2 separate regions of the Homo sapiens genome follow, and region 2 is linked to region 1. Evidence: chromatin loops called from intact Hi-C (ENCODE). Cell type or tissue: adrenal gland. All regions are shown on one strand. Links, peaks and the distances in the headings refer to the core of each region. The heading gives the core; the rest is flanking DNA. Region 1 overlaps SYNE2 (spectrin repeat containing nuclear envelope protein 2). Region 2 overlaps SYNE2 (spectrin repeat containing nuclear envelope protein 2).

Region 1 (11,846 bases), core at 4,501-9,500:
TCCTAGCCTCAAGCAGTCCTCCTGCCTCAGCTTCCCAAAGTGCTGGGATTACAGGTGTAAGCCACTGCACCCAGCTAGTTTACACATTTCTATAGAAGCTAGGAATTATGTTATAAAATAATATATAGGTTACCTTTATACCATGATATTGCTCTTTCCAAAAGTTTTAAAATTAAAAAAATTAAATGATTTTAGCTAACAGAATAGTTTGAAATAGGCTTTTGAGTTCTTTGGAGAATTTGTTGTGCTTAGTTGGTATAATCTTGAACCGTGTGAGGAAGGAGGAGAACATAGAACATTTAAACATCATTCTCATCCCTGCATCTTAATCTAAGGCAGTTTAAAAGTTACAAGAAGGGCAGAATATTGTTTGAATATTTTCACTACCTCGGGCAAATACGTTGGGTGTTCAGCCAGCAGCAGTTTGTTGTTATACAGCTTATACAAATGCTGGTTGTGTGTGTGTGTGTGTGTGTGTGTGTATGTATGGTGTGTGTGTGTGTGTGTGTGTGTGTGTGTGTGTATGTAATTTTATTTATTTTTTGAGACAGGGTCTCACTGTGTCACCCAGGCTGGAGTGCAGTGGCGTGATCGTGGCTCACTGCAGCCTTGACCTCCTGGGCTCAAGTAATCTTCCCACCTCAGCCTCCCAAGTACCTGGAACCACAGCACATGCCACCACGCCCTGCTAATTTTTGTATTTTTTGTAGAAATGGGGTTTTTCCATGTTGCCCAGGCTGGTCTCAAATTCCTGGGCTCAAGCCATCCTCCCACCTTGTTACCCCAAAGTGCTGGGATTACAGAAGTGAGCCACTGTGCCTGACCTATATTTTTAATATAAACAAATTTATAGAAGACATTTGATGGATAAAAATCTCTGTTCCTTCATTGGGTATACTTTTGTGTAGCTGTAATAAGAAATAAAGAATGCTTTAGACTTCCTCATTATTATTATTATTTTTTTTTTTATTTGAGACAGAGTCTTGCTCTGTCGCCCAGGCTGGAGTACAGTGGCGCAATCTCGGCTCACTGCAACCTCCACCTCTTGGGTTCAGGCGATTCTCCTGCCTCAGCCTCCTGAGTAGCTGGGACTACAGGCGCCTGCCACCATGCCTGGGTATTTTCTGTATTTTTTAGTAGAGACAGGGTTTTACCATGTTTTTCAGGCTGGTCTCGAACTCCTGACCTCAGGCAATCCACCTTTTTCGGCCTCCCAAAGTGCTGGGATTACAGGCATGAGCCACCACATCTGGCCTAAAATCCTCACTGTTCTTGCTGAGCTGTAATGAAGAGAGTCCTAGAAAATGCCAGGAGCATCATGGTATAAAACATGATATAATCCTTATTAACGTCATGATATTCTGAATGTTAGGACTGATCAACATAGGAGGACATACAATAAAATAAGAAAATTTGCTGGTGATGCATATCATTATCAGAATATGTTTCTAATCTGCCTTCTCTCTCACTTTGCTCCTGTTAGTTATAACAGAGATTCGGATCAGTTAACCAAGTGGTTGGAATCTTCCCAGCATACTCTGAATTACTGGAAAGAACAGTCCCTCAATGTGTCTCAGGACTTGGATACAATCAGAAGCAACATCAACAATTTTTTTGTAAGTTGTAATAGCATATGTTCAGTTAATTACTGGTCAGAAATAAATATCAAGGAAAAAGCATCAGGGTTGATGTGATAGTCTTCGTATTTATTTGTGGATAAGGGGTAAGACTTGGGCGAATGGCAGCTGTGTTCTTCAAACCTAGAACTGTTTATACTGTTCATTCGTTTATAATAAAATATGTTTTTAATTGACCCCATAAAATATATCTGAATTTAAAACTTGCGCCAGGTGCAGTGGCTCACGCCTGTAATCCCAGCACTTTGGGAGGCTGAGGCAGTGGATCAGCTGAGATCGGGATTTCGATACCAGCCTGACAAACATGGAGAAACCCTGTCTCTACTAAAAATACAGAATTAGCCGAGCATGGTGGTGCATGCCTGTAATCCCAGCTCCTCGGGAGGCTGAGGCAGGAGAATCACTTGAACCGCGGTGGGTGGAGGTTGCAATGAGCTGAGATGGCGCCATTGCACTCCAGCCTGGGCATCAAGAGTGAAACTCAGTCTCAAAAAACTTGCACTGACATAGGTCATGTTTTACAAATACAAAAAATACAAGACCCAAAAACAACTTTATAAGGTTATTAACTTATAAATGTTAACATTAATAAATGCATAGTTTTAAATTATTGTAAACAAAATTGATATTTCTACTAAAAAGCTTTTGTTCCATTGTTTTGAGGTGTTTTTTGGAAAAAAATTCAAAAATATCCCCCAAATTTTGGGGGAAATAAAAATGTATTACTCTTGTAATATAATTACAAAATGATTATTGGTCAATGCATTTATGAAACGTAGTCTTTTCTGTTAGACTTTTCCTGTTTTTTTTTTATTTTTCATACTTCGTAGCTATGATTACTAACTTTGCTATTAAAATGTAAATTTTTTCAACATACTTGAAAGAATTTCTACATAGGAAAGATTTAAACATTTTAATTACAAACTTGTTGCAAGTAATTCATTTAATGTGCACTTTGTGTTGGGTTCCATAGTTTATTGTAAAACTTACCCCATTTAAATAATGACTTATTTTTAAAAATGTTAACCCACTGGGTGATAAGCTTCTTGAGGGGTATGCATTCCATCTCTTTTGTTCCCCATCGTGTATGTAATGCCCAACAGTAGGAAAAAGGGGTGTGTGTGTGTGTGTGTATACACATTCGTATATTTACTATGTTTATTTGTTGACTCTAGCCAGTTATTCCGACTCTTACTTTCTGCTATATTTAAATTTTAAGTTTCTAAATTTTAAAACTCTCCTTTAGGAGTTTTCAAAAGAAGTTGATGAAAAATCCTCCTTGAAGACTGCCGTTATCAGTATCGGGAACCAGCTTCTTCACCTGAAAGAAACTGATACAGCTACACTGAGAGCTTCTTTAGCACAGTTTGAACAAAAATGGACAATGCTCATAACTCAACTTCCAGATATTCAAGAAAAACTTCACCAGGTAAGTCTTTAGAGCCTCAGCATTTGAATTAGCATTCACTTGTTAGCTCATAACTCTTTTAAAATTATTTCTCTGACTCAATAATTTTCATTGACACTACCTATTTTTCTCTGGCACCACTGAATATAAGTCTTAATTACTGGACCCTCCTCCAATGGGATTTTTCTTAAGAGAGAAATCAGGCTTAATTACTTTATTTCTCAGTTTATCTTTGCCACTGTGTTAGTTTATGTGAAGGTCATTGTCATTGTTTTGGGGTCGCTTATTCTAAGTTTGAATGCTGGGTTTGTTTTTTTTTTGAGTAACCTGCATAATTATATAGCAAGACCTTTTATCAAACCAGATATCATCTTTAGTGATGCTCTGATTCATTTTGTTAACTGCAGGCAATTAAATGGAAATCATTTTGTTCTTACAGCTTCAAATGGAGAAATTGCCGTCTCGTAAAGCAATCACAGAAATGATTAGCTGGATGAACAATGTGGAGCATCAAACTTCAGATGAAGACTCCGTGCATTCACCAAGTTCTGCATCTCAAGTTAAACATCTTCTTCAGAAGCACAAGGTAATTATGCAAAAGGAGCAGAAGTCTTTTCATTGAAACAAGAAGGCTAATCAGAGGGGTAATGCTGGACAAAGGGACACATAGGATATAATTTCAAAAAACTAATTCTAGGGGTAGGAAACTGGGGTGGTGGATGATTCTGGAGAGATGTTAGTAGACTTGCTTTTGTTCCACTTAAATTCCTTTTGCCAGCCCCCATCACCACAGGACAATCCAAGCAAGCTTTTAACAGACTGTGGTCTCACCTTTTTATCCCCATCCCACCACCCCCAATAACCACAGACTCTGCCTGACAGAGTGATTTTGATTCCTTAACTGTTCTTGGTGCTCTCCCTTATCATCCTGTGTACATGCTGCACCCTCTACCTGGAATGCCAGGGCCCACGTTTAACTGTATACGTCCTCTTAGTCATCTTCCATAGTCAGCTCGAGTTGTCCTTGTTTGCAAATCCACCCCTGACTCTCCCAGCCAGACTAGGTGACTTTCCTGGATTAGATGTCTCCATGATGCTATTAGTAGCTCCTATCATGCATTATTATAATTATTGGTTTATTTGCCTGTCTCCCCACCTTGACTGAGCTTCTCGAGACCAGGGGCCATCCTTCACCTTGCTAAAATATAGCACGCCTATCCCAATACCTGCCTTCCTCTAACAGGTGTTAATGAAATGTTCTTTGAGTAAGAGAATGAGTAAGAAAATATTGAGATCCTTCTACAAATAGATATAAATGTGGCCTTCTCTGTGATATTTAATTTCAAGTAGATTTAATTAACATTTCATGAGCCACATGCAAACGTGTATTGTGTGCTCAGCACTATGCTGGCCACTGGGAATACAAAGATGAGTGACAAGTGTGGTCATTGCTTTAAGACCATGCAGGCTGATGGAACTAGCTTCTGGTAGGCAGAAGATGAATGGCTTAATCACCAAGCAAGATATTAGCAGAGAATTTTGTTTTTATGTACCATCACATCCTAACTTCAGTGTGTAGTAAAATCTTCGAAAAGTCTACACGTGTATATTCTCACAGGCTCTAGCAACCTAGCACATACCACATGACTGTCACCCCCGGGTGTCTCCAAAAGAGGTGCTAGAACTTGCAGAGATAAAATCAGTAAGTGACAGGTTTGGCAGAAATGTTGTTGGCCCTGGGTGGGTTTAGGATTGCTGTACAACTTAAAGCCACCCAAACTTTCTAAAGCCACCTGAGAGGCCTTAACTATCCCCGAAGGAACAGGGAAGCTGCCTAAATGACAGAGTTCCTTAAGGTGTCCTGGGTTTTCTGAAAGAGACTTTACTTCCTATTTCCCATCTGGTTGTTTCCGTGAGCCCTCAGGATGGCCCAGAATTCCAGCACAGCTGACAGGCAGCCTCCCCCAGGAAGCTTTGTCATATCCTGGGTCGTGGTCAGGGTTCAGATGATAGCAACTGCCATACATAGTGCCCCTTTGACTTTTCAGCCTATTTGAAAGCAGTGCATCTCTGTGTAATTCCCCAAAAGAATCCCTACTCCAATAAAGCCAACTCCTGGTGTAGGTTGGGGAGGGTAGAACAGAACTCCTGACAGGTGCCCCTTGATTAATGGACGGGAGCTTGGTGCCCCCTCGAGCACATAAAGGGAAATCCATTTGATCTGACCAACATTCATGACTGCTTTGGTGTTTAACTTTGCTTATTTTAGGAGTTTAGAATGGAAATGGACTATAAACAGTGGATAGTTGACTTCGTTAACCAGTCATTACTTCAGCTAAGCACCTGTGATGTAGAAAGCAAGCGCTATGAAAGAACGGAGTTTGCAGAGCACCTGGGGGAGATGAACCGCCAGTGGCACCGTGTACATGGAATGCTGAATAGAAAGGTGTGTTCCTGCGTCACAACTGGATGTGTGGTTTGACCTTTATGAAACACACTTTCTGAAAAATCAAAAAAGACGTTCAATTAGTTGACTGATTATTAAGCCTAATAATCATCTCAACTATAGCCCTTTTATAAATCCTATGTTTTAGCATTCTCCATTGGTACCTATAAGAGAATATAAAAATAGTTCTTATATTTGAGATTTCTTAGTGGGAAATTGAGCTAGGCAAGTGAAGATGAGGAATTTTATTTAGGAACATGTCAAGTATTATGTCAGACTCCTAAATGATCAGAGATTTTACATTTTCTATGAAAGCAGATGTTCAAAAGGGGCAAAGCTATTTCAGCTTTGAAAAGGTTATAAAAAGAAAGAAAAATGCACTTGGCTTTTTGGTAGATTTTTCACTCCATGACTCTTGAAAAGATTCGGAAAACTTATTCCTGAAAAAATACTTTACATATAATCATGATGATAATTGGTGTGTTTACTGTGTAGAGAATGCATACAAATGGATTTACACAATTAAGATACAAGTACATGAATGGACAAAGGACATGAACAGACAATTCACAAAAGAGGAAATTATAGTTAGCAAATAAACATGGAAAGATATCATTAGCAGATACTCAAAATAAACACTGTGTAACATAATGCACTTAATTAGAAAAAAAATTAATCAGATAAGGACAAAAACCCAAAGCTGTCACGTTCATACATTGCTGATAATGGCTTAAGTACTTTCTTGGAAAGCATTTGGAAAATGTAAAGAACCGTAATAATAATCTTATCACTTAACCAAGCAAGTCACCTCTTACACATTTAAGTAGATAGTCCTTCAAAAAAGTAAATGATGTGCACAGAGTGTTCAATTCAGCATCGTTTACAGCTGTGAAAATGTACCATGCCTTAATTCTCACTCTAGGGGAATAGTTCATCGAATTATACTGTATTAATTTGATGAAACATTGGGGCAGCTTTTTTTTTTTTTTTTTTTTTGAGACAGAGTCTCGCCCTGTTGCCCAGGCTGGAGTGCAGTGGCGCGATCTCGGCTCACTGCAACTTCCACCTCCCAGATTCATGCAATTCTCCTGCCTCAGCCTCCCAAATAGCTGATATTACACATGCCTGCCGCCACGCCTAGCTAATTTTTGTATTTTTAGTAGAGTCAGGGTTTCACCATGTTGGTCAGGATGGTCTCGAACTCCTGACCTCCAGTGATACACCCACCTCTGCCTCCCAAAATGCTGGGATTACAGGTAAGAGCCACCACGCCTGGCCGGGCAGCCTTTTAAAATTATGTCATGACAGGCTGGGCGTGGTGGCTTATGCCTGTAATCCCAGCACTTTGGGAGGCCGAGGCGGGCAGATCACAAGGTCAGGTGTTTTCTTGACCTACTAAAAATACAGAAATTAGCTGGGCATGGCGGCACGTGCCTGTAATCCCTGCTACTAGGGAGGCTGAGGCAGGAGGATTGCTTGAACCCGGGAGGTGGAGGTTGCAGTGAGCCGAGATTGCACCATTGCACTCCAGCCTGGGTGACAGAGCGAGACTCCGTCTCAAAAAAAAAAAAAAAAAAATTATGTCATGACACAGTAGTTATAATGTATGTAAAAAAGAATATAAAAATGTGTGTATATTATGATTATGACCTAATAAAAAATTTATTATGAATGAGAATCACAGACATTAAAGACAATGATTATTTTATTGAATTGATAAATTATTTTTTATTGATATTGGTAGAAATTTTAAGCAACTCTAATGCAGAAAGTCTGAGGAAAGAAATTTTTCTTATACTTTACATATATTAATAGATGACACAATGAAAAAATATCGAATGTTGGGAACATTTTATTTTGTATACATCTGAAACTCCACAACAGCTACCTTTCTCAGCAGATTAGCTTTCACCTTAAATATGATATTTTTTTCCTAAGAGGAGCTTTAACTCTGTTTTCTGATTTTTGAATCTTTATTCAAAAGTTATCAGAGCATCTTATTACATGAAATATTAGAAATTTGAAAAGAAGCAAAATTGTTTTTTAAAAAATAACGTCATGGCATTTACCTTTTAAAACATACATTTTAACATTTTTTGTAATCTTTACATTCACTTAGATACAACATTTAGAACAACTTCTAGAAAGTATCACTGAGAGTGAAAATAAAATACAGATCTTGAACAACTGGCTGGAAGCACAAGAAGAGAGACTGAAAACTTTACAAAAACCTGAAAGTGTGATCTCAGTGCAGAAGCTGCTCCTGGACTGTCAGGTGAGGAGGGGAACAGCATCCCACCCAACCCGCGAGCTGGGGTGATTCGGTCACCTCTCTTGCCCCGAGGATAAGTTGCTGTAGTTTGTGGAAACTCTCTTCCAGCTCCCCTCTATTTACTTATTTTCTTATGTCAATTAGATAATGACCCATGGGTTTTACAAAATTGCAAAGTGCCGTTTTTTATGATAAACAGAAGAATGTACTTTCACCGTTACAGTATTGCTGCTCTTAAGAGGTTTGAGTAGTACTCTTGGGGAAAAATGTTCAAAGGGAATTTTGATTTAAATGCTTTCCAATTTTCCATTTGTTTAATCATTTTGCCTAATGTTACAAAATTACTCTAAAGGTTTCATTATTTTTAGCATTTCATTCTGTGTTTTTTCGAGGAAAATGATTTTCTTCTACCTATTGTGTATTATGCTTTAAAAAGTTCACTTGTCCCTTGGAACCTCTGCTGAATCACATTTGGGCTTGAGGGTGTTGTCCGTGGTTCAGCTATGCTTTGCCGCATCACTCAGTCTTTGCACACTGATCCTGCTTTAGCACTGCCCTTGTGGCTGCTGCCCATTCAGAGGACCTCTGCCATCGCCATCACGGCAGGCGGCACACGCTGTGCTGTTTCTGCACTTCCTGCGTGACGGCCTTACAATAGTCACTGTCAGGACTGGAAAGTCTGGCCGGACCCCATTTCTACTGAGGAGGTCACGGGATAGCACTGGACATAAATGTGAGCAGCAGCACCACCGTAAGCGGCCCTTTTCACCTGCTCGTATACTGTTCCCACCTCCCAATGAGCCATCTCCACTTTAGCCTTCTGACAGCCACCTTGGAGTCATGTGCTTCCTTACTGGAAGCCTACATTCCGCAGCCTGGTGCTGGCCTGTCCCCTAGTAGGTGGTTCTTTCCAGAGCCCAGGAGGTGTTTTCATGCGTGTCGCTACATACAGTTTCTCATTAGGTGCTCTTGACTTACTCCTTACTGTCTGGCCAGTCTGTCTCGGTCAGGCCGGCTTCCTTCAGACCACCCTCAGTGCAGGCCTGTCTCATGCAGCTGCTTCCAGCCCACTTGCCAGCCTCCTCCCTCATTTCCTTCTGATTCATTCTCCACATTGCTGCAGAGGGATATTTCTGAAATGCAAAGGGTCACAACACTCTCCACTGGAAAATCCTCCAGTGGCTCCAGATGGACCACAGAATGAAGTTCACATGTTTTAGAATGACATTCTGGTCCCTCACCTACAAAGAGTTGCAAATAGACCTAAGTCAAGTGAGTCTTACACAGTTGTTTCTCTTTTTGATAGATAATGGTAGCCACGGAACAAGGTCGAAATGGATTAAGTTTAGCTATTCTTCCCACAACCTCACTACCAAGCTGTAAATAAAATAAATTCCAGACACAATGCCACCATCTGTAGAAACATAGATTAGCAAGCAAGCACTAAAAATAGTTTATATAACTAAGTTCAGCAAAGCCTCTCTGCCCTCTTTAGCACACCAACCACCGCTTTGCATGAAAGGCAGACATAGTAATATTCCAGAAGCAAGAGTCCATTATTTCTATGGCCAACATTAGGCAACCAGAATCCTTGGAGTTTAAACTGGATACAAAAACCACATAAGGACTTACCTTAGGGATTATTGCACTAGTTGAAGGCAACAGGCTATGCCCAGTTCTTATAGCCGTTCAAGTAGGGGTGGAAATTATATCTACGGTAGTTTAGCCAATCCATGGATCTTGAGTACATGAAATTTACTAGTGAGAACCCATTTCTAATACTCATTATGTTATTTAATAAGCCATTAAGGCCGGGCGCAGTGGCTCATGTGTATAATCCCAGCACTTTGGGAGGCTGAGGTGGGAGAATTGCTTGAGTCCAGGAGCTCGAGACCAGCCTGAGCAAGACGGTGAGACCCCGTCTCTACAAAAAACTATTTAAAAATTAGCCGGGCATGGTGGTGCATGCCTGTAGTCCCAGCTACTCAAGAGGCTAAGGGAAGAATATCCTTTGAGCCCAGGAATTCAAGGTGACAGTAAACTATGATCATGCCACTGTAGTTCAGCCTGGGTGACAAAGCAAGACCCCATCTCTAATAACAATAATAATCCATTAATTTTACCAATAGAAAACCATTTCTCACATTTGCTCTGCTCATTAGAAAAATGACTAGTGTTGACTGAGACAAGGGGCTTTAAAAGAAATTTACAGACATGCCTGGCCGGCATCATCCCTCGTCAGTCCCCATTTGCCTCTGTGCCATTACATTTGCAGCTGATTGCAGAATTATTTCTACTTCCCTCCCCTCGCCCCCACCATCCACACACAGGTTCTCCTCTATGTTTGTCAGAACTCAATCAAAGCACCCTGACCCCCTCCCTCACCACGTGCCCACTGACTGTGCCTTCCTACCTACTCCCACATTTCCATTAGCTCATTTCTTCCTATTTTAATTTTTTATGCTGCTGCTTGGATGCCTCTTTGTAAAAGGCCATAAACAAGGCCAAGATGGAAGCAAATAAATAAAACAGGCTTCCCTAGCACCCCATGTAGCATCATGTGTCAGAGACTGTACTGGGCTCATCTGTCCACGGGTCTGTCGTCTACCAGATTGTGGGATTCTCAAGGCAGGCTGGCACATCAGCATGCCTGTTATACCTGTCACTGCCTGTGAAATTCATAGGTGCTTAATAGTTGCCTGAATATATCTATTAATAGACCTAAAAGGCTGCTTTTCTATAAATGTTAATTTCTCTTTTTTTTTTTTTTTTTCCACTATTCTTTGCATACAAGAACTAAAATGAGGCCAGGTGCAGTTGCTCACACCTGTAATCCCAGAAATTTGGGAGGCTAAGGCAGAAGGATCACTTGAGGCCAGGAGTTCAAAACCAGCCAGGGCAACATAAGACCCAGTCTCTACCAAAAAAAAAAAAGTTATCTGGGCATAGTGTTGCACACCTGTAATCCTAGCTACTCGGGAGCTGAGGCAGGAGGATCACTTGAGCCAGGAGTTCAAGGTTCAAGCAGTAAGCCATGATCATGCCACTGCACTCCATCCTGGATAAGACCCCATCTCTAAAAAAACAAAACAGAAAGAAAAAAAGAAAAGAAAATGATGAAAATGATTGATGTATACTTTAATGACTTATCCCAGGGCAGAATGCTTCAGTTCAGGTAAGCTTGCTAAAGTGGCTTTACTCTAGAAAAGTTAAGGACTGGAGTTGATGAAGCATGAAGACATTAGGATTGAAATATTCCGAAGGGCTTCTAAAAGCCATTGATGACTGGAAAAAGGCCACGTTTGACATATTATAATTATCAAGGAAAATTGTATAGTTGAATAGAGTGGGGAGGTTTGAGATGAGATTATTAATCCCTCAAGTTTGATGCCTCTATACTATAAGCAAGCACAGCTTCTTAAAGAAGTATGTTCGTGATAAAGTCAGAGGAATTTAGATATTTTAAAAATATTTAATGCTGGTTCTCACAGAATGGAAAAATAGGACTTGCAAATTCTACTGAATCTCCATAATTAGCAAAAGATTATTTTTAATTCCACCCTGATTTATGTGTAGCAAATTGGAAGTTAAAGTAAGACAAATTAATTTGCCGGTGAAGTGGGAGTTGGGAAACTTGAAGGGTACTGTTAGGCCTCAGTGAAGCAAGGTCAGATGACAGGACTACTGGGCTAAATCCGTATTATTCTGCAGAGCAAAAGAAACGAGCAACCCCACCGTGTGTGGTTGTTCGTGTGCTGCTATTGCCATGGCTTTTTTTTTTCTTTTCTTTTTTTTTTTTTTTTTTTTTTGATACAGGGTCTCACTCTGTCACCCAGGCTGGAGTGCAGTGTTGCAATCATAACTCACTTCAGCCTTGAGCTCCTAGGCTTAAGAGATCCTCCCACTCTGGGCGCGGTGGCTCAAAATTAGCTGGGCATGGTGGCACATGCCTGTAGCCTCAGCTACTTGGGAGACTGAGGCAGGAAAATGACTTGAATCCCGGAGGCGGAGTTTTCAGTGAGCCGAGATCATGCCTACTGCAGCATGGGTGACAGAGCAAGATTCTCTCTCAAAAAAAAAAAA
Region 2 (11,846 bases), core at 4,187-9,186, 51 kb after region 1:
GTCTTGCTGTGTTGCACAGGCTAGTCTTGAACTCCTGGACTAGAGTGATCCTCTTGCCTCGGCTTCCCAAACTGCTGGGATTATTGGTATGAGCCACTATGCCTGGCCAATTTTTTTTTTTTTTTTTAATTTCAAGAGGTAACTCTATGTCTGTGGCTGGAGAAGAAATGAGTTTGGGCTAATTAGCCAGGCTTTATGTTTTGGTGCCTTTGCCAGGACTGCATGGAAGAAATAAACTTGTTTAGTGAAAACAAGTTACAGTTAAAGCAGATGGGTGACCAGTTGATCAAGGCCAGCAACAAATCAAGAGCAGCTGAGATCGATGACAAGCTCAACAAAATTAACGATCGTTGGCAACATCTTTTTGATGTCATCGGATCAAGGTAAGAAATGGGCTAAAAATGATTACTCTCCAGGAACAGTAATTACTTTACAGATCTAGTAAACTGAACCCAGTCTTCCTCTAAGATGATCCAGCAATTTTATAAGTTTACAGATTAAGGCAAAGTTTGATAAAAATGAGTGGAAATTCTTTCAGTGTTACAAAAAGAATTATATGCTAGTATATCCCACCTTAATATTTTTTCTTTAGCTTACAACTTTACATGAATTAGAGTAGTTTTAATGAAGAGTTGGAAACTGATTTGGAAAGGGATCCTTGGGAGGGGGTATTGTTTAGAAATTCTGCCTCTGTGTTAGCATTTGTGTGTCCCCACAGTGGAGCCATGCCCGTTGCTCCTGCCTCAGTATGGCAGATCAGGTAAGGGCACAGGCCTGGCTTCTGGATGCTGGGGGCCCATGACTGCCCCACTACTTGCACTCAAGGCAGGGGCAGGAGTCTACTCTTAAAGTGTGTGGGCTCAGAGTGCCAGGTCTCCCATGGGTGTCTTGTCCTAGGATGTGGATTTGGGCGCAGCCCAGTCCTAAATCAAAGGACCACAAATCAAAGCTATATTGGCCAGTGCAATCTTATCAGAAATAGCGCTGATAATTTTATCTCTCCTCCCAAAATGATGATGATGCCCAAAATTTTTAAATGTCTTCAAATTCCCTCTCTAAAGACAAACTCCAGGTGGATGTTTTTTCAGTGGCCACGTGGCATACAGCGAACCGTCACTTGGCCTTGGGACCACTTGTGCAGCTGTGCTTCCACTGGCCACACGGGTCCTTTCCATAGCAGTGTGCTCAGATGTTTTGAACAACACATAGAATTTGGAATATACAGGAGAACCTATAAGGTGAATAAAGAATTGGGAGGTGATAAAAGTAAGATACTTTTATCTTATTATTTAAATTTATTATTTAAATTAAATTTATTATTTAAATTATTATTTAAATTTAATAATTTAAATTATTAAGTTTGGCATCTTCTTTACCTCATTGTTTACTGGAAACCACAAGTGAACCTGAGTCAATCAACAGAGGCACTGAGCTAAATGCTATGAGAATTACAGGCAGGAAGTAAGTTGAGTCAGTTACATTAGTGGGAGTAGGTATCTGAGCATCTGTAAAACCAAGTGGTTTGAGAGCTCAGATCCCATCTTCCTGGGATTAGGAAGAGCCTTACAGAGGGGCTGCGTTCCCAGATGGTCCTGAATGAGGGATTGCGGTTACTGGTGGCAGAGAGAGAGACACATACATTGAGAGCAAACAGGTACAGAATAGAGCAGCATCGAAGCCGTTCAGGAAGTGATGAGAAGCCCCACTGGCCCCAAGCATAGGAGATGAGCTAGAAAGATGGGCTGGGGCTAAATCTTAGAAGACTTTAAATCTCTGCTAAATACTTGGCCTTCTGAAAAAATATCTGAGTCATGCCTGGTTCCTTAGCAGTGGAGGGTTTGCTGAAGACAAATATTAGGGGGATTTGGCTGGCAACATAGACTGGCCCAAATTCAACTTCTCTCCACAGCCAGTTGGGGGAAAAAAAACAAACCTACAGAAATGCATGATGGAAACCTAAGTAAGGATTAAGAGCACAAGTTTTGAACCATTCTTGACTTTCCCACTTATTCACTGTGGAAACTTGAGTATGTGATTTAACCTTTCTAGGCCTCAGTTGCTAAATCTGTAAAATGGGTCTAATTGGCTTACATCAGAGGCCGCTGGTGCTGTCTGCTGTGAGGATATGTGTCATGCCTTTGGTATGGGGCCAGCACATATGAGCCAGCATTTATGGAGTGGTTGTTTTCATTACTTTTCCATGAGAAGACTCTTAGGTCGTGTGTTTATTGAGTGGAAGATGATTCTGTTGGTTATGTCTAGTGATGAGAGGTCTTTCCCTAGTGAGGCCTGCAACTGGACTACCTAATTCTCAGAGCTTAGAATAGCGCGTCAGATGTTTGTTGAAATGAGTAAATGTTTCAGTGCATTCGTTAAGAATAAGATAATTTCTGTGGGATAAATTGTGTCTTTGTGGTCGCCTTTATAGCCTAAGTCTTCTCGGGCCCTTGGCACTAGTCGAGGGTATGATGGCATCAAACCCATTCATGGATCATACAGGATCAAGATCTAGCTAATGTTTCCTGAAGGTTAGAATGACAGTCCATTTTTAATCGTTCATGCTCTGCTTGTATCACTTTGGAGTTTAACAGGCTATTTGCTTTCCTCGCTCACTCTTTGCCTGTCTTCAGCCAACCTTTTGGTGGGAAAGAGATAAAACAGTGGGTAAAATTTTATTGATCTTTTTGGAAAGAACAGCTGGGGGAAAAGGAGTTGAAATAATAGCAAATATATTGCCAGCTGCCTATATTCTTAACAATATGCCTTTTATGTGTGATTTCACTTAAACTTCACTGTGATTCTGTAAAGTAGATACCATTGTCCCATTTTACATACCAAGAAGGAAACTGAGGACTGAAGCTAAGCAGCTTACCCACAGTTACATAGCCAGCATGTGACGTAACCAGGATTTCAACTTAGGCAGTGTCACTTCCCTGACAGCCCAGACCCTCTCATTTGAAACACTGAAATGAGCAGTACGTGCTGAGTGCTAATCCCTTCAGCACTAAGGAATTTGGGAGGGAATCATTTTTCTTATTTTAAAGCAAGGGCCAGGCTGAGACAGACAGCTAGAATCTAAGAAGCTCTTAGCTGAGTTTATTGTTCAGGTGAATCTGTGGGTTGAGGCAGCAAACTTGGACCTGTCATAATCAGCCTTACATAGAATCAGCCTTACATAGAATCCCTGATGCTGACTTCACCCTGGGCCTTGTACAAAGGAAGGGAAGGGTTGGAAGCACAGGCTGCAAACTTTACATTTGAACAGTGGCGACAAGAACCTGCTCTGCGGGATGCCCTGATGGCTTCATTTGCCCACAGGATCCAGGACACCATGTAGCCTCTTCCATCCTTCCCACAGTATTCTGCTTTGGCCCTGTGGGCAGGGAACAGCAGCTCTTGTTAAAAATAAGATCGGCCAGGCATAGCGGCTCATGCCTGTAATCCCAGCACTTTGGGAGGCTGAAGCCAGTGGATCACCTGCAGTCGGGAGTTTGAGACCAGCCTGGCTTACATGGCGAAACCCCATCTCTACCAAAAATACAAAAACTACCTGGGCGTGGTGGTGCGCACCTGTAGTCCCAGCTACTCAGGAGGCTGAGGCAGGAGAATGACTTGAACCTGGGAGGTGGAGGTTGCAATGAGCCTTGATCACACCACTGCTCTCCAACCTGGGTGACAGAGCGAACTCCGTCTCAAAAAAAAAAAAGATTGGAAGGTGATCCTACATAGGTACCCGGCCTTGTTACTGCAAGATCTTAACTATAAAACTAACTTCAAGGTTAAGAATGGTTTTCAGAAGTCCAAGGCCTCAATAAATCAGTTTTAATTCACTGGAGGAAAAAATGGGATTTAGGATAGGCTTCCTTAAAAACCACATTAGATTTCTGATCATTTCAGGTGGTAGCCTCCATTGTTGGATAGATAGGAGAGGAAACCAACATTGCTTATTTTTTAAGTGCCAGGCTCCTCACATAGATTATTTCATTTGAATTCTTAAAACAACACTGCAAAGTCAGTGTGATTCTTCATTTTACGGAGAGGGAAACTGCAGCTCAGAGAAGGTAAATAATTTAGCCAAGGACAATGGGAATTCTGCCCGGGACAGGAATGTGCACATAAGATTACTTGGGCCCTGGTGTGGGTATAAAGAGGCCTGTGATTGGCTGTCCCTCCTTGTTGCTCTGGGAGCTTTTAAAAGTCCTCATGGGCCCTCAGGCAGCTTCTTACAGTGGTGACATCTACACTCTTATGAAACATGCAGGTAATTTCATCAACACAGGTCATTTAAAGCACTATATATATGTTTGGTGATTGTAACTATGTAGAACCCAAGTTGATTTGATGACAAGAAATATTATATGCTACTACGTTCATTTGTCAAATTAAAGGAAGAGTTAAACTTTTTTTATCTGTGTCTATTAGCCCCTCTCCCTCCTCTTTTCTTCTTTTTTTTTTTGAGACAAGGTCTGGCTGTATGGCCCAGGCTGGAATACAGTGGCACAGTCACAGCTCACTGCAGCCTCTACCTTTCAGGCTCAAACAATTCTCCTACCTCAGCCTCCCAGGTAGCTGGGACTACAAGCACACACCACCATGCCCGGATAGTTGTTTGCTTTTGTTGTTTGTTTTTTGTAGAGATGGGGTTTCACCATATTGCCCAAGCTGGTCTTGAGCTCCTGGGCTCAAGTTATCCTCCCACCTCTGCCTCCCAAAGTGCTGGAATTACAGGCATGAGCCACCTGCACCCAGCCTTTGATAACGTCTTTGAAAAGTGACTCAGCAAAACTTCTGAATGCAAGACAGACAACTAAATTACAGAAGGTGTCCTTCAGAACTGCCAATATGTGTGTTCCTCTGTTTTGGAGGAATCTGGATTACCTAAGAACAGTTGAGATACAAATTGTTGGGTGATAGACAGAAAGATGCAAGGTTAACGTTCACAGCCAGCACGGGCCAAAGCTCTGAAAAGACGGTCCTTGGATCTCATCCCCTCAATAGGACTGATGCCAGAGAAGGAGTTGACCTGCCACCTGATCTCACCTATGCCTCCCCTTATTTTTAAAAACCCAGTAGTTGAACTCCTTAAAAATTCATCTACTTTTGTTTCCCAGAACTCCCTCCCCATTTCCTTAATGAGAGAACTCTGCTTGTCCTATGAACCAGAGCTCTGTAGACACAGGTGGGGCTGTGTCTTCAGTGAGTCCCTCTGGCAGGTTGCACATCTTGATGAATTCTTTTAGAGACTTGGGATCAGGGTGAGGAACTCTTTAAAGACTCTTTCTAGCAGCATGTGTGAATAATCTGATGAAAGCGTTCAGTATCTGATACAGGTTGGACAGCGAAGTGGAAAAGCATACCCTCCCAGAAAGTTTACATTGGTTTTTCTCTTGGTTGGAATCATTTTAATGAAAATGATTGTAATTTTCTTTTTGCTTATCTGTACTTTCTAAATGTTCATTATGGAAGATGTCATGTTATAACATGTCATGAACAAATGTCATCAATTTTATGTTCTCTCCTGAATTTCTCTCTGATGGTAGCACCACTAGCAAGGCCTGTCGTCCTTATTAAGCCACTGACAAGGAGGGACTTTCCTAGTACCGTATGACCTTGAAGATTAGCTCCTTCCTGTTTACACTGAATTGCTCTCACTATCAGAAATATCAAATCCATAAAAGGAACTTTTTAAACCAAGCATAACTTCTAAATTTTGCCTACCAACCTGAAAAGCTCACCTACTTTATAGTAGTGGCAATTAAAATGTTACCGTTAAACTCAGAAGTTACGACCGTGGCAGTTGTGTGTTAAGATTGTTTTCCATGCCTTGCAGAATGGGCAGGAATACGTGTGCCTTTTTAAACTGATAAAGCTTTTCATTGCTCTCCTTTTATCTGTATTTTCTCAAGGTTTTCTGGAACACCAAACAATGCTGCTAGTCACGAAGTTGACTTGCGTTGGTCTTAGCAGGTTGCCTGATCCAGTGGGACTGGAAGGATTTAGGGATTATTTTAGCACAGGGAGAGCCAGATGTGAGGCTCCTCACTTCCATTTTCCTTCCCATCAGCCTGATCCTTCTGCCTCTAGAATGGGTGGCCGCTGTTCCCAGACCCTGCAGAAATGCCTTCCTGAGGGTTGGGGAGCTCCCCAAAGGAAAGAGGATAATGAGCAAGCGGCCTGATGGCCAGCATCAGGCAGGTCCAGTGTACTGAGCCTCAGAGGTTCACGTTCAGCAGGTTGCAGGAACAGCCAACCACGTGGGCCTGAGTTAGATGCAGCATTTTGGGAGAACTATTGCCAGATCTGCACTTCTGATTCCACTGGTATAGCACGTGTTTGCTACGTTTCAAGGTGGGGATATAATAATGACTAAATGTTGGTCTTTAGGGACTCCTGAAAAATGATATCAAGTCTCAGAATAAGGCTGGGAATGAGTCTAAGGTAGACTAGACACAAACCAAGCACTGCCACTCAGGATTGTCCGAAGAAACTGAGGCTATAAATAAGGAGGAATTTTCAGACACATTATGGTAAACCCTGGGAGGAGCTAGCAAGGAAAATTACAGAATTTCTTCCTCTGCAATAAATTCCCTTTATACTGCAAAATAGAATTTTTTTGCACAAAGCAGATAAACTAAATGACCCTCCTAAACCAGGATGTTCAGGACCAAAAGGGCAGAGCAGAAAACCCCCACAGGGATATTTCTTCTTTAAGAGGACAAGAGGAAGGCATTCCTATTGGACTCAGGGGCTTCAGATTTTGCTGTTTCTTTTAAACCTGAAACAGAGAAATTTAATTTGAGGAGGACAGAAATCCTCTTTTGCATGCCCCAAATCTAAATGTTTCTTCTCTCTGTTTATAGCACTTCATAAATAACCCATAGCCAAGATAACAGTGTGACTTTCTTCCCCCAGCGTTGCAATCCTGTAGCGTCAGAACAAAGACTGTGTGTGTGAGGAAAAAGCTGGAGATATTTGTTTACTGGAAGGAAGAAAACTGAGATTAAAAATTGCAGTTAGCAGGGGAGAAGGTGTCTTCCTTCCCGCTGGCATTGCCCTGTGCCTGCGAGCCAGCCAGCCGTGCTCACAAGGAGCCTTGGAGAGGGCTGCGTCCGCCTCTGTGCAAGATGCTGAACCAGTGAAGAGGGCACGCTGGGCAGGGGGAGGGGCTGCCTCGGCCCTGGGAGGTGGAGGTGCAGCCGGGAACTTGGAGCTTTCGCTTAAACATAAGGAATGATTTTTTCTCATCAACAGTAAGTGCCATTTTCGTCATCAGCTCTGCATTGGGCCGAGGCGCCAGCTGCTGTCCCTTGTGTCTTGCTCTCTGGCTGTGTCGCTTTGGTTACAATAGAAATCACCGATGAGATGGTGGCTGCGGAGTGTTTGTGCTCAGCCATCGGGGGATGGGTTCTTTCCCAGCGTCAGCATGCGTGTGGTGTCTGCAGTCTGCCTCTGACAAGCAGGGCAGAGGAGTGATTATGCCGTGTGGAAAATGGAAGTCCTCTGGTGACAAAAATGCTTTAAAGAGGCAATGAGCTCAGACGTGTATTGTAATGCCTCTGCCCCTAAATCAGGGCTTCAGGATCTTGGAGTAATGCATTATTTTGCCATAAGGATGTTTAGTCATGTGAAAAGATACAATTGTACAGGATTTGTACAGTGTTTTTTGCAACTGACAGCTGCCCGCAGGTTTGACTATTTGTTTATTTCAGTACAAATTCAGATACTTGAACCATCTCAGTTTTCCTTAGTATTTTTTAAATTAGGCATAGGAATTTTTTTGTTCACTTAGACTGATTTAGGGCTTTTATAATTTAACTGTAGACTCCTGAGCACAGAGGATAGGACTAAATGGTAAATTATTCCATATGTATAAATTTGACATGTAAAGCCTTCATCATACATTGTTAAGGCTTAGGCTTGGTATATAGAATGTTGCTAACCTGACTTGATTTTGTTTGTTTGGAAGGAGAGCAGTGTTCATCAATGTTATATTCTCATCCATTGCTAGTTAAAAGAAAAACTTTATTTGCCTTGATTGTTTTCTGCATTTTTACCCATAATCACTGCAAAAGAACTCTTCTAATTTAAAGCGGCTCTTAGGCATAATTCTTTTGTTTGGTTTCATAGAAAACATTTTGCTTTTGTTCAGGTCTCCCAATAAAGAGCCTATGCAGGTGGAAGACTTCGCTTTTGTACCTAAAAATTTTGTTTTTCTGATTCTCATAACTGGAATTTAATTCAGGAAATCATGCTGCTTTTTCCTGGAGAAAGGTTATTTGTTGAAATGTCTATGTGAGAAATGTTAAGAGCACCTGGGTCAAAACCTGGGCAAGTGCAGAGATGGTGGCCACGGCAGCAAAGCGCTCAGGTGGTTGATGTCAGGCAGTGTTGTGGTTGCTTCTGTGTGCCAGCAGTCTGGTTTCTGAATAGGTTTTCTCATTTCCAGATATTAACTTGAGATTTTAAATTTTTCAAGAGTAGTGTTAACAAGGCCCAACAATGTGGAGGTCAGTTGCCTGGGTTGGCAAAAGACAAATACTTCCTGACCTGGGACAGGTGATAATTAGATTACAGTGTCTGTACAGAACAGAACGATACACGCTCAGCAGTGCACCTGATGAGTCCCAGGGTAAGTTGTTACCTGATGATCAGAGGAACAACATTTAGATTCCCAGGCATTTGGAGGTATTAGGCCTCTGGATGGAGTTTGGGATATACCGGCTAAATCCTGGCTGGATGAGTGCTTTGTCACTTGGTGACCTTCTTTTCCTTCCCTCCCACCTTCCCCCCCTCTTTAACTTGCACTAAGTATGCCTGTGATGTGAATGTCCGTCACTGCTTCATTGGCCCTGTGTGAAACCAGGGCTGAGGAGCACGAGTGGCTCCTAGGCTGGCAGCACACTGCTTTGTGGCAGAAGGGCTCTGATATGCTCTGGTCTTTACCTCTTTTCTTTAAAAATCTAATTTGGCCACCTCTTTATGAAGAAGACAAATCAGACAAATTGGAAGGTATGAGTGAACATCATTTACTCCTTCAACAGCTATTATTGAGCAACTCCTATGTTGTATTACAGTGTCAACATTACATCTAAATTAGGTGATGACCTCTCTGGGAAGAAGTCCTATCTTCCAGCTATCTCTGAATCCTCAGGGTCTGTGCAGGATCCAAGACAAGGCAAATGGTTAAGTGTTTACTGAAAGAAAATCATGGAGGGGAAACGTGGGCAGCATGTATTGAGCCTTCCAGCCTCCTCCCCAGGCACCTGCTAAGAGCCCAGGTTGTAGCATCTACTATATCAGCTCCTACCCCTCAGTGTATCCTGAGCTATGAGTCCAGACTTCTGGTCATGTTCTCTGACTGCAGCAAAATGATCCTGTATCTCCAGTATGTGCATGTTAGTGTGTGTGGGATTATGTGAGAGGATGGGTAGTGCTTAAGAACAGCAGCTCCAGACCAGACTACCCAGGTTAGAATCCTGCTTCCGCTATTGACCATGTGACTTGGGCAAGCTCTTTACTCTCTGTGCCTCGGTTTCCTCATCTGTCAAGTAGGGATAATAATACTACCTATCTCCTAGCATTGTTATGAAGAGGAAATGATGCCTGTAATCCTAGCGCTTTGGGAGGTTGAGGCAGGTGGATCACTTGAGGTCAGGAGTTCGAGACCAGCCTGGCCAACATGGGGAAACCCTGTCTCTAGTAAAAATACAAAAATTAGCTGAGCATGGTGGCAGGTGCCTGTAATCCCAGCTACTCAGGAGTCTGAGGCAGGAGAATCACTTGAACCTGGGAGGCGGAGGTTGCAGCGAGCCCATGTCGCAGCACTGCACTCCAGCGTAGGCGATAGAGACTCTGTCTCAAAAAAAAAAAAAAAAAAAAAAAGTACATGAGTTGCTAACATGGAGCACAACAGGCCTAGCACATGTGGCCATCAGCGTGGGATATAGATGTTTTATTTTAATAATTAAGTTTATAATTTTAAAGCATACACATTGTAGAAATTTTAAAAGAATGGGATGACAGTAGACAGTCTCATATTTTATTCCTACACCCCATTGGTTTGTTCTGAGCACCCCATTTTGGATACCACAGCCCTGGGGAAACCAAGCAAATTATTCCCCCACCTTCTCCATACCCCCTCTGCGTGTTGCACACCTAACCCCCAGGGTTAACAGTTCAAGATCACCACAGTCCTGTGGATCTGTACCCAGGCTGTTGTGTTGCTAGTTAGCTCCTTTCATTTAACCAGTTGAATTCTTCCGGTGTGTTAATTGCTTTAAGTTAGAAGAGAGGAAACAAGGAAAAAGAAAAATATATATAAATAAATACTTGGATTCTAGCCCTCTTCTTTTCAAAATAAGAAAGAGGCTGAGATTCTTAGGGTGGAATAGGGTCAGGGGCTAGATGAAGGCCGTGGGAGATTTCATTCTGGGAAGAGGGAGAAGTGGGGAGGGCAGGAGAGCTGTGCAGAGGTCACGAGCCTGAGCCCTTCCCCCACCCCCGGGAAGCTCTCGTGGCTGGGCCTCTTCTCCAGCAGAGCCTTCCAGGAGGGCAGTCCCTCAGGAACTGCCTGGAGGACTCCTTGTCCCACAGTGCCAGGGGTTCTCAGCTACCCTGGTAGTTGTCTGGAGTGTTCTTTTTGGAACCAGGGCAATCAAGGTGGCAAGATACTGGGGTGAGGAGGGTGTACCTCTGAAGCCATAGGAATGAAGGCAGGATCTAGGTTACAGCTGTATCCAGGCCTGGTCCTGGATTCTGTTACTTTCTTTTTAATAAATCATCTGTGGCTTTGAAGGGAACGTATCCTTGTGGTGTTTGCAGTAAGAATGTAATTTGGAAAACATGGCTCCTTGAAACTTATCACAACTGTAAGTTGCTGGGCATTTATCTCCGAGGCATTCTGCCTTTCACATGTTATATCTCATTCAGTCCCCTCAGCTACCCAGTGAAGGAAGGTACTACTGTTAACACCATTTTATAGATGGCATTAAACATGGCCAGGACGCAAACCCAGGCCCTGACCACAGAGTCTGTGTTCTTCCACCTCCAGACCACATGTCCTTCTTCCAAGCTTGCCCTTGAGAATAAAACACTGATGAAAGAACTTTGTGAGGTCCAATGCCTTGTAAATAAAGCGTGATTGTAGCATCATGTGGTCCAGCATTCACTCTGTGCAGCTGACTTTACATGCAGCCTCTTATTTCAAGCTCACCGCCACCTGCAAGGTGGATAATTTTACAGATCATGAAGAAACTCAGAGTCAGCGGTTAGGTACATTGCAGGGTGCAGAGCTCTTAGATGGGAGAATGGAACTTGGGCCCAGGTCTGCTTGCCTCTGGAGTTCCGGCCCTCACCTCACCCGATGCTACCACTTCCCTGAAGCTTAAGCAGCTTTGCGGGTGTACTTGAAATAAGGGGGCTGAGGTGAAAGGACTTTCACTAAATCTTAAAAGTAGCTGGTAATGGAACTAGAAGTCAGTCCCATGGAAGTGCCTGTCCGTATTTGTCCATTCACCAAGCATTTGTGGAGAGCTTCCTGCCCACCAGGCCCTGTGGGAGGTGCTGTGAGTGCGGCGGAAACTGGCCGGCTGCAGCCTGGCCATGGCACTCCCTGTCCTGGTGGGTGCACAGTGTCTGAGAGAGTGCAAGGTTAGAGGCAGAGTGGCCCCTGAATGCTTGAGGTACAGAGATCAAGGGGCTGAACCGGTTTTTCAGGGTAGGGCAGGGACTATTGAAGGCTTTGAGCGTGGATCAGACTTGCCTTCTAGAACTTACTTACACTTTGGCTACAGAACCAAAGGTGGGCAGGAAGTCTAGGGGGCTGAGAGGAGGTTGTTCGGTCAAGT

The links. Hi-C counts contacts between places; a loop is a spot of excess contacts. Peaks named below come from ENCODE experiments on the same cell type or tissue, not always from the same donor. Only the 100,000 strongest peaks of a DNase experiment are listed, where the experiment ranks them.
Region 2: a loop joins it to region 1, with 2.0 times the contacts of the local background. A loop is called at or near these places in 1 of 110 quality-filtered maps.

What each region holds. Positions count from the first base shown.
Region 1 is chr14:64,138,458-64,150,303 of GRCh38, forward strand. It overlaps SYNE2 (spectrin repeat containing nuclear envelope protein 2), which reads left to right. Exons shown (of 116, transcript NM_182914.3): 80 at 1,484-1,616; 81 at 2,884-3,066; 82 at 3,485-3,631; 83 at 5,315-5,491; 84 at 7,611-7,766. Among named protein-coding and RNA genes, the nearest start is that of MIR548H1, 49 kb to the left of the region's middle. In adrenal gland, for the core only: no CTCF peak of the experiment used is centred there; no DNase peak of the experiment used is centred there.
Region 2 is chr14:64,189,855-64,201,700 of GRCh38, forward strand. It overlaps SYNE2 (spectrin repeat containing nuclear envelope protein 2), which reads left to right. Exons shown (of 116, transcript NM_182914.3): 99 at 217-383. Among named protein-coding and RNA genes, the nearest start is that of ESR2, 99 kb to the right of the region's middle. RefSeq lists enhancers at 6,674-7,270, 7,247-7,396. In adrenal gland, for the core only: no CTCF peak of the experiment used is centred there; DNase peaks (open chromatin) are centred at 6,166, 7,227 and 8,767; H3K4me3 peaks cover 2,456 bases; H3K27ac peaks cover 5,000 bases.